Regions from separate parts of the Mus musculus genome. Here region 1 is linked to region 2. Evidence: chromatin contacts called from ENCODE Hi-C or POLR2A ChIA-PET data. All regions are on one chromosome and are shown on one strand. Each heading gives the region's core, a stretch centred on a gene start or an enhancer-like site at or near the end of the contact. The rest is flanking DNA. Distances are from core to core; before and after follow the strand shown. Region 1 overlaps Cblb (Casitas B-lineage lymphoma b). Region 2 holds the start of Cblb (Casitas B-lineage lymphoma b).

Region 1 (5,251 bases), core at 1,962-4,461, 40 kb before region 2:
ACAAAATTTTTTACAGCATAAAACCCAAGAAAAACCAATACAGGGAGAGTTCTCATAGTACATGAGACTGGACAGAAATGTGATGAAAATACACGTGTTGCAAAAGACTTTATACTTTTATTGTCTATTTATGATACTTGCAGCTCCATTTTGATTTGTCCTAGAAAAGAAACTGGAATTTTAATTTTATAAAATTAAAACTTGAACTCTGTATTTGTGATATGTGTGTGGGATATGTGATATGTCTGTTGTGTGTGACATGTATAATGTGTTGTGGTTGATATGTGTAGTATTTGTGGCATGAGTGATATGTGTGATATTTGTGATGTGTGATATATGCATATGTGATATGTGTGAATGTGATTAAGACATGTAATATGTGTGCAGTGTGAAATGTGCATAGGATATGTATATTTGTATTGTGTGAGACACTGTGTATGTGATATGCTGTGTGTGATATATGTGTGATATGTGTGTTGTGTGTGCACATGATGTGTGTAATATGTATTGTGTGTGATTTGTCTGCTGTTTGTGATATGCATGAGTGTGTTTGATGTTTGTTGTGTGTGATTTGTGCGTGTAGTATATGTGTAAATGTGTCTGTGGGTGTGCATCCCTCTGTATAACACATGCAGAGACCAGAGGAGGATGTCAGCTGATGTCTATCATTCTCCACCATTTCAGTTTGTGTAAGCAGTTACCAAGCCCTGGGGAATCCCTGTGTCTTTCTGTCCCCACCCCTCAATACTGGCTTCTATGTAGAGATCTAAAGTTAGGTTCCTTTGCTTCCACAGCATTCACATTTACCCAATAAGCCATCTCCCTAGCTCCCAAAATGTTAACCTTTTGAATGAATATTTATAGATATATTGATAAAGAATATTTTAACAAAGTTCTTAAAGCTGAGACACGAAGTGATGGTTATGAGTTATCACAAGATACCATAACACCCAATACTTCCATAATCATTTATATGAAAATGCCAAAAAATGAAAAATGTTATGTTTCTATTTTCCTAGTTACAGAAGATGAAGAAAACTTATTTAATTCTTGGTCTAGTTTTTATGTAAAAACCTAAAATATATTCACACAAAAATACTTCAAAGGATTCCACTAACATTCCCAAGTCATTTATGTGTGTGTATGTATGTATATATACACATATACTATATATGCATATATACACACATATTATGTATATATACTATATATTCACATATATACACACACATATATATTGTGAGGGTATGTGTGTGGGGTGTATATATATATATGTATATGTATATGTATATGTATATGTATATGTATATGTATATGTATATGTATATATGAGCATATACTTTTTTTTGTTGATGCTTCACCAGACTTAGGGATCCATATAATTTTTCAATGTCAAATAAACAATTCAAAGCTTATTCATTCACCTTCCTAAAAGTCATGGATCAGAGAAAATGACTTAACCAGTTAGTACTTTCCCCATCTCTCTCTCTCTCTCTCACACACACACACACACACACACACACACACACACACACACGTCTTTAAATGGCTGTTAAAAATTCACACTCAGAGTGCAGATCCTTGGGAACTTGTGCAGCAAAGGTCATCACAGTTCAGAAGTGTTAGCCCCCATACTGCAGCTGTGCTATACTCCAAGAACACTCTAGAGAGAGCACTGTGGTTGTCCAGACAGTGACCATGGCTGACTCCAAATACTGAAGTGTAAACAACAACAAATCAAGATTCATTCTCAATTTCTTCCTTTCATTCTTAAATACTTTTCTATCATTTCAAGTATCTTTGTAGGCTTAGGGAACACCAAAGAAGAGGGAGCCAATTTAAGAACAAGATTAGCGCACTTCCAAGATCCTAACTGTGCCTTCCTCCTCCTTTTTGGAGTTCAAACATGAGCAGACTTACATGTGGGCATCTCAGCATTACTCCAGCAAATACACTCTCCCGGATTTTGCTTTATTTATGTTTTGCTTAACAACCTCATGATAGTCCCAGAACAACACATAAAGCCCATTATAATAACAAAAGGAAGCCTCATTATATGAAGCCATCATTTGCTCAATTTCCATTTTTCACACATATAAACTCTAGTATATACTTCTTCTATAATTATGTTTTCTACTTTTTGTATTAGTCTACAAACATATAGTCTTTGTACACAAGATGTACACAGGGTGTTTAAGTATCTCTAAATGGGTAGCCACTGGAAAGGTGCTCAAGGAAAGATGCATGCAAGGAAGGGTGTGCCTCAGCAGGCGTAACTGTTCTATGACGACGATTCCCTTCTCAGGACAGGCAGCATCCTAACAGCCTTGACTAAATCTTGCCCAATCTAGCTGGTCAAGATCCTGTACCCAAGCAGAGCTATTTGGAAGGAGTGTAACTTGGTTATCTTCCCTTGGAATTAGAAAACGGAAAGGAAAACAATGTTCACAATCAGTTACAAGCTGGGAGGCTGATACCCACTGAAGCACACTCAGGGCCAAAGGAAACAAACTTACTTAGAATAGAGTCCAGGTAAAACAAGGACCCTTTTGATACAATGGGAAAATATGGCCTCCAATGAAAATGTCTTCCTAGTCAACAGTTATCCTTTGTTCCCAAATATTCTATTGTGTTTTGCTTGTCTATCTTGCATTTTCGCTGAGATATACCTGTTGTTTAATCAACATACAACATAGTGAAAGCTTACAGAGTAGCAATGTCTAGAGAACTGAACAGCTGCTTTCACCAAGCTCTCAGCATTTGCTGTTCTCTGTAACATCCGGGCTTCTTAAATCAAAGCAGCAGACCTGCTCCTTCAGGGGAGTGCAGAGACGCCTCCCAAGTCTTGCTCCTCTCAAACCAACTGCTGGCTGACACGCTATCTGTGTACTTCTTGTATTCCTATCTGTGGCTCAGAAAAGTCCTTGTTTATAGAACCGGTTCAATGGCCCCAGAGCTTACGTGTGCTGAAATTAAAAGGCTGTGCTTGAATTCAATAAGTGAAATGACAGAGGGCAGAAGGTCTAAACAGCCTAATCTTAGACCATCACAAAAGGGCGGAGAAACTCAAACATCACCTCTGACATTCTCCCAGCTTCTACTAAAAATAGATGGCAGTCTGGACTCCACAGAAACAGCTGTTTCTGGCTATGACTGGTGTCACTGACAAAAGCCACCCAGAATAGGAAGGCCACTAAAATAGTCAGTCCCCTGGCCTAATGCCATCTCTACCTCTCAGGCCACAGAAGCCTCTCAGACCGCTTAAGCGACTTCTGGTGAGGTAGCCAGATGCAGTGACAGGCCTTTGTTTCTTTGTAGCTCTGAATTCCCATTTGTGGCTACCACAGTTCACTACACACAAACTATTTCTATAACAGTAGGAGAGAAATTTGAGGAAAGGGGGCTCAGTTTAAGGGACACTTGGGAAATTTCACATTATCTGATTAACTAAATTTACTTTCAAATCAATCAACTTATTTTGAGACTGCTAGACAGTAGCCTTGTAGACTCTTCCTACTGCTAGTAGGATGGGGCCATGCAGCTGTGATGGAACAGGTGGGCTTTTCTCTGATTGGGTTACAGCTAACCTCTTTGTTTTCAGCTGCAACTGACCTCTTATGCTGGAGCTCCCATGTGTCTGGGTCCTCTGAACTCTAGGACAGAAATTCTCGTGCCTGAATACAAAAAAAAAAGGACCAGGCTCCTTCAATCTTCTACTCTTTGGGACCTACATTACAGTGTTCCCTACCCGCCACCTCCCTTGCTATTGCATCCTTCTGACTGTGGAATCCCCATGCCCCTCACCAGCGCCATTACTATGTTATACTTGTGGCCATAGCTTCTGTCAATCTGCTTTCTGTCCTCCTGAGAAGCTGGTGATGAAAATAGTCTCAGCCTGAAGCCCAGGGGTGTGTTTCTTCTGGGCCTCAGCATCGCAACCACCCCCCCCCCCAACAGCTCCAGACTTACAATGGCCTTGGAGCCTGTAGCCCTACACAGGCTCTCAGATCAATATTCAAAGAGCGAGAAGGGCTGGGTGCTTAACCTTCACTCTGAAAGGCAATTTTCTGTAGGAAAGACCTTGGAGGGTATGATATCCGTGGAGTCATACCAGAGATGCCAATTCAAATACCAAGTACCTCTTTTGCTTATGCATGAGAAAATGGTAGTCTGCCATCCGAGCAAGTTCACAAATATGTACCTAAAACCTTGCTCAAATGTCACACAGATTTGTGTCCTAAGAGGATTAAATACCATGAACATATCCTTGGCTCTGGAAATCTGTAGTGTTGGGCATTTTGTGAATTCTGCCCTCATCTCTCAGTCTTAGTGTGTTTGTGTGTGTGTGTGTGTGTGTGTGGTGTGGTGTGTGTGTCTGTGTGTGTCTGTGTGTGTCTGTGTGTGTGTGTCTGTGTGTCTGTGTGTGACTTTCCCTGGTGCCCAGCATGGAGTCGACGCCAAGTGACATGTGTTTTCTCCTAAAGGGTTCTTAAAATCGGATCGAGATGCCAACTGTGTGACTCTGGGTGAAATGTGGAAGAAATGGACAGCTCGCACACAGTGACCCAGACAGCACAGTAAAGGCAGGGCTATCCTTCAGCTTTCCCCTTCAGTCTAGATACTGACAGGGTAACTTCACCTTCCACCTTACAGCAAGACCCAGAGGTTCCCACTCCTTATGGAAGTGTTAGACCAGCAGAGCCAAACCCAGCACCTCCCTAGTGCTCAGGAGTGCCCTCCGTCCTGGACCTCACCACTAACTCCAATTAGAGCAGTTTGGTACATGCCAATTCCCTTTTGGCTGGCCTGCTCCTCCAATATCTATGCAGGAGCTCAAGTATGATGCGTAAACAGAGAAAACTCTTGGAGTAAGGGCTAGCTAGCCTGGCGACCGGAGTTGAGTGCCCAGAATGCATGGTGGAGAGAGAGAAGTAATTCCCACAAGCTGTCCTCTGACCTTCATATGGCCATGCACATACACCCACAAATATGCACATATACACAAAAAGGCTAACAACCTGGGGGTGAGGCAAGTGAACAAGCTAGAAGCTTGTGGCCATCTAAAAGCTTGCTTCGGATTTTAGAGTCAAGCCCCTTTCTCCTGACAGAGCGTGAAAAGTCCAAAGCGCTTGGTGACTTGACATTAGTGGACATTTTGATCTGCTCTTGATTTACACTTCCTGGTGTTAAGCCAGGAAAACACTGATATAAAAAGGATGATGTCACCATAAGAGGTGACCTCACACCCTTC
Region 2 (5,795 bases), core at 1,062-3,561:
TTTTCCTTTCACAATAAACAACGCACAACCAAAAAGGTTCCCTGTTTCAAAATGGAATCATAGATGAAAGAAACTGTACCGATGTCCTGAACAGTAAAGACTATATATATATATATATATATATATACATACATATATATGTATACATATATATGTATATATGTATATATTTTCTTAATAAAGATGAGTTTACAGGGATAAAAATCAAACTCTTCAATACTGAATCCTCCCTGGAGTTCTGGTTCTTTCCCCAGTAAAGGTTTCAACATCACCCATGTGCTTGTCCTAAGTGTGCTCCAGCAGAGCCTATTGTTCACTTGTTAGCCTTATATTATCTAGTAGCAAGGCAACTCCACATAAGACTAAGCAAACTTCCAAACCATACTATACACCCAGCAAAAGTAGCCAATGGTATAAACTGCATATTGGAGTAATACCCAGGGGCTCTGGAACTTGAAAAGCAAGATAATAAGTTAGAAAGAGTAATAAAAAAATAAAAGTCTTTCCTCTGAATTCAACTTTTGCAAACACAGAGTTGAAGAAAAATGGCCCAACCTAAATACAAAGCTCATCACCATAATAGTGATTATTAGCCATACATATAAATAAAACCCGAAGAAATCGCATTCAGGGTGCTGAGGGCCGTGTACACACACTGACTGAACTCACCACTTTGTCCATGAGTTTCCAAGTCTTCTCCACAGTCCTGCGGTCAGCTGCAGCTTGCTTTGGGGGTCCGACTGCATCCTGAATAGCATCAATAATCCCCAAAATGCGACCTTTGCGGGGGTTTCCTCCTCGACCACCAGGATTTCTGCCATTCATAGAATTTGCCATCTGGAATCTTAGTCCTTTTTGCAAGATAGAATTTCAAGAGAGGAAAAGTTAGCTGGATATGAAAGTATTTCCCCAACAGGAACCTGAACTGAACAGGCTCACTTGTACCCATTAATGATATTCTCCGCTGTCTCTGTGACAAAGCCCAGGGTCCCAGATTCAACTTTTTAGTAACCCTGAGTAAGGGCATCCTCCAAGTTAGGAGCCATGACACAAGATTTGCTCTTACAATACTAAAAGTTAAAGATGCATCCTCTGCCCGTGTTCTATGAAGCTACAGCTCAACATCATCAACAAAACAACTTTTAACAGGTAAGAACACAATGTCGTCCCCCCCCCCCCTTCTGCTGTAATCCAGATTCGAAATACTAGAGCTGCAACTCCTAAAATTCACGTTGGGAGCCTCACTTCAGTAGCCTCCTTCACGCTGTTTGATTTCGCCAAGTTATTACATAAATGCAAAGTACTCCACACACGCAAAAGGGACACGTCTCTTGTCAACAAAGGCGGAGGACTTGGATACCCCCCCCGCGCGCCCCGCGCGCGCGCGTCCCCTCTCCATTCCCCCAACACCCCCCCCCCCCGCAAAAGCCAGCAGCTGCGGACACACAAATAGTTCTTTAAAGCAGTGAGGTGAGTAGTTTTTCCCTAGAGCCAAATAAACAAACCAACAAGCAACCCCTTCTTAAAAAGCGGTGAGAACCCGGCAAGGGCGGGCACGCACCGCGGAGTTCACTTCTCCGGTGGTCCCTCTTCTGCCTACCCGGTATCAAGTGGTCCAAAGCTTTGTTTCAGAACGTCTGTACCCTTTCCAGGCTCGGGCCTCTAGCCCGCCACTCAGGGGTCTGGGAAAGAGACGAGGAACTCAGCAAAGATAAAGTAGCCCTAGACCCCGTCCTGGCTTCCCAATCCCACAGCCTGCCCGATCTAGCGCCAGTAGCACGCACCTCCCACCGGCGGCGATCAGCCAGAGTCCGCTCCCTCCCGGGCCCCGGGCCAGCCAGGGACTGCTGTTTAAATCCCCACTTGGCTCAGGCCCGCAGCGGCGACAGCAGCTGGAAGCTAGGGCTGTCCCCTCTCCCTGATGGCCCGCGCCCAGCTGCAGGGCCCCCGAGCCAGCAAGAGACGTCCAACCCCGGGATGACCCATTCCTTCCTCTACTCGGGTCACCGCGGCCGTCCCGAGCCACGCGTGATCGCGGGTCCCACTCCACACACACACGCTGCCCTGGCTGGGGTGGCTCGGGTGGGGACTCTGTGGAATCGCCCTAGGAGAGCGCTCCGGGGAAGGAGCCACCGAGATCTAGGAACACCGAGACGCGGGGACGCGGCAATTACCGTGCAAAAAGCTCCACGCCCGCCCGGCAGTCCCGCGCCACACTCGGGAGGCCGCCGCAGCGCCCGCCGGAGGAGGAGACCACTCACTGGCCACCCCACCCCTGAGCCATCCCCGGAGACCAAGGCGTGGGGCGGAGCTAAGGCGGAGCCTTGAGTCTTCGAACCAATCCTGAGAGGCTGCTTTCTGCCAGACAGCGGGCGGAGCCAATGGGCGGGACGAGACGCTCCTCCCGCGCTACCCCCCAGTCCACGTCCTCCACGGTACACAATGGCCCCAGAGGAAGGCCCACTCCACTGCGTCCCACTTGGAGAAGAACTCGTTGGGAAATGGACCTAGGCTAGCCTGGAACAAAAGTGGAACGAGGAAAGGAACTGAAAAAGTAGCAGCAAGGCGCCGGGGAGCTAACCAATGAGGGGTGCGCAGGTGGGCGTGAGCGCCCCGAGCGGGAGTCTAAGCCAACTGGGGCTAAAAGGCGGGACTTCCTGCCTCACTCACCTTCCTAGTCTTTGTTTCATAGCAACAGAGTAGAGGCTGCCAGGGTGGTGCTGCTTTTCAGCTCTGGGCGGGTCCCAGGCTTAAGAAATTCATCTCCCTAGGGCTGCCAAACTGCTACCCAGGAGAGCAGCCAAATAGGTCCAAGACCATGTTTCTTGTTGACTGTCAAATAAAGAGCAGCAGTCCCATAGCTCCTAAGATGAAGGTTACCCTCACATAGAGTAGGCTAGGAGTAAAACCCGAGTGCCAACTAAAACTTCCTAAATTTCTGAAATGTTTCCCTTTTACTATTAGTTCTAGAAGGATTCCAGATCAAACATCAGGCTGATGAGAAAGCAAATACTTGACAACTCTCAGCTAAATAGTCTCTGTAAATCGTCCCAGGACAGTAAAAACTCCACACAATGGGGATTACTAATCTGTTTGACACCTTTATATTCCAAACAAGTTTTCCCCTGGATTCCAGTAAAGAACTCTGCTGTTGGATTTTTGCCAGAGTCACTTTTCTTCTATGTAGATGAATCTTCATTTTAATGACAACCCTGTTTCTGCCATCCTCTTCCAGTGTTCGTCTCTTTCTGGGCTCCGTCCTTGATAGCCGTGTAAAAGAAAACAGTCTGGTAACGCTTACAGTGAAATGCCAGGGCCCTTCTGTCATCAGAATCACACATTAGACAAGTTCCATGATTCTCTCTATTTGGTTCACCATGCTCGTACCATTTGCCCCAGGTTTACATACCTGGGAGTGATTTCCTCTGTCATTGGTAGTATGGATACACCTCACACCTTGAGCTCCTGGGTGTAATACTTTGCACTTTTTAAAAATGTCATACGTGCATACATGCATAAGCATACATATGTACATACATACATACATACATATAAGCATTTTCTAACCAACTATCCTGATAAATGTGTCTCAGTGGTTCTGCCAATCCCTAATAAGTATTTTAGTGCTACAATTATTACTGTGAAGGCTCCTGAGTGGTCATAGAATGTCCTGCAATCCTAAATTCAGATTGTTATGATTTTCATGTAATGGAAACAACCAAAATGTGACCCTTTAGGCAATCAGGCAGTAAAGTACAAGTCTGGAAGTAATATTTTCTTTCATTATTTCTGTACTAATAATTAAAAAGTAGTTTCTTGTTTTATATATGTAGATGGTGCAGGCTTCTCCATAGCCCCTCCATATCTCCCTTATTGCTTGTAACAGTAGCTATGGTTGCTAAGTGGAGACAGTATTTAAAAAGAACTCTGTGGTTACATCCTCTATGTGTATAAAATGCACCTTTAAAGTCAATTCCAAAAGAAACTGGCACTATGTGTAGAAGATTTTGCTATGCCCAACCTTATACTGTATAATTAAATGTGTTGCTTATCTTCATATTTGAATAAATGTAAAATGGAACAAAATACATATACAATACAGTTCCTTTTGAACTGCAGTTTGCTGAAGGCAATGACACTAAAAAAATAGAATGGCCTGCGGAGCAAAGTGCATCATGGAGATACAGTGACAAGCCTCATTATGTTCTGCTCCTCTGCTCTGGCTGGGACACAGGTATAACAAATATCTCTGGGGCTGCCAAACTTTTCTAACCAAAGCAACTAAAAACTGGTCTAAGATAGTGTTTATGTAGGCTGACAAAAATAAAAATCTGTTAGTTGAGGTTCTCTAAAGGAGCAGAAGTGATAAGATATATGTGTGTGTGTGTGTGTGTGTGTGTGTGTGTGTGTGTGTGTGTGTGTATTATAATATATAACACAACATACATATATGTAAAAGGCTATTTATTAGACTGACTCACATTATGTGGTCTGGGTAGTCAGACAAATTCTTTCTCACACTCAGAGGCTGAGAATCCAAGAGTTTCTCAGCCCACAAGGCTGATGTCTCATTAATCCCAATCTGGTGCTAAAGGTCTGACAGTTCCTGGAGAGCTGCTGTTAGGCAATCTGTGTTAGAAAATGGAGGAAGCTGGCTCTGATGTTAGAAAAGGGGTGCTGCAGCAACAGACTGGAGGACCCACCAGCAAGAATAAAGGCCTATGTGCAAAAAGCAAAGTTTTTAACAGCCTACACGTAGGATGGTTCCTCCCACTTCAAATAGTCTAATGAGAAAAATACCTCACAGGATGGAGAGATGGCGCAACGGTTAAGAGCACTTGTTCTTGCAGAGGATTTTGGTTCAGTTCTAGGCACTCACGTGGTAGCTTACAACTATCCATAACTCCACTTCTAGGATATCCAATGTCTTCTTCTAACCTCTGTGGGCACAAAGTGTGTACGTGGTACACATACACTCATGCAACACAATAGTTGTACACATAAAATAAATCTTCAAAGTAATTCATTACATGAGTCTCCCAAAGCTTGCATTTTAATCATAGAAGATACGATCAAGTTAGTTGAGAACCAACATTGGCCATCACAATCATCGAGCTTCAAAACTGAAATAGAAGCCTCCCATCGGGAAGGCATAGATGTACGACAAACACACACACACACACACACACACACACATACACACACACACTCACACATTGGAATGTATGAACTCTGTTTATCAAAGCCATCTCATATCTAATTAAGTTAAGATATAACATGGATCCTAGCTGAGCTCAAATTAGGACTTGGTGTTTGGTGAAGTCTGGTTAGCTAGGAGGTCATCAGTCCTTGTTTCTGTTATCAGGAGGAATAAAGACTGCTGGGAAAAAAAACTGAAGCATGAAAGCATTCCTCAGTCAAAGACTGCACTAATAAATAAAGGCACCAATGTTGTCTAAGTAGACTTTGTGAAATGTTGTGTCTAAGCAGTAATATTCCAAGCTAACAGGCTTGGTGGAGGGAATAATATGCTTATTTTTACCAAACAAGGCAGCCTCCAGCCCTAGACACTTTGAAGTGAATGTAGTGTCACTGAGGGATTTGAGAAACAGTGGGGTTCCTAGCTAAAAGGTGCTGCCAGTATCAAGAGTGGCCAAATAGGTGAAGGATACAGCTCAACGGGCTCTTTTGGTTTGCTTTTCTATTGCTGTGATAAAGACCATGAGCAAAACCAACTTGGGGGTAAAAGGGTTTGTTTGCTTTGCATGCACAAACCACAGTCTATCTTTGAAAGA

The links. A loop is a pair of places that touch in the nucleus more often than their neighbours do. ChIA-PET counts read pairs that join two places held with the same protein, here RNA polymerase II (POLR2A).
Region 1: a loop to region 2 is called in a map of heart, with 2.6 times the contacts of the local background. The contact joins the enhancer-like site here to the promoter of Cblb in region 2. A Hi-C loop is called at or near these places in 7 of 37 maps with a recorded cell type or tissue (gastrocnemius and heart). POLR2A ChIA-PET finds 5 or more read pairs at or near these places in 2 of 5 experiments (Patski and embryonic stem cell).

Annotation. Positions count from the first base shown.
Region 1 is chr16:52,069,796-52,075,046 of GRCm38, reverse strand. All of the region lies in intron 3 of Cblb (Casitas B-lineage lymphoma b), which reads right to left. Among named protein-coding and RNA genes, the nearest start is that of Gm23513, 33 kb to the left of the region's middle. Within about 2 kb of position 3,211, at least 1 of the 3 ENCODE cell types and tissues checked has a DNase peak (open chromatin) inside an H3K27ac peak, as active enhancers do; it is heart, where a contact is called at or near this core.
Region 2 is chr16:52,028,065-52,033,859 of GRCm38, reverse strand. It overlaps Cblb (Casitas B-lineage lymphoma b), which reads right to left and starts at 2,311. Exons shown (of 18, transcript NM_001033238.1): 1 at 2,175-2,311; 2 at 670-851. The coding sequence starts at 837.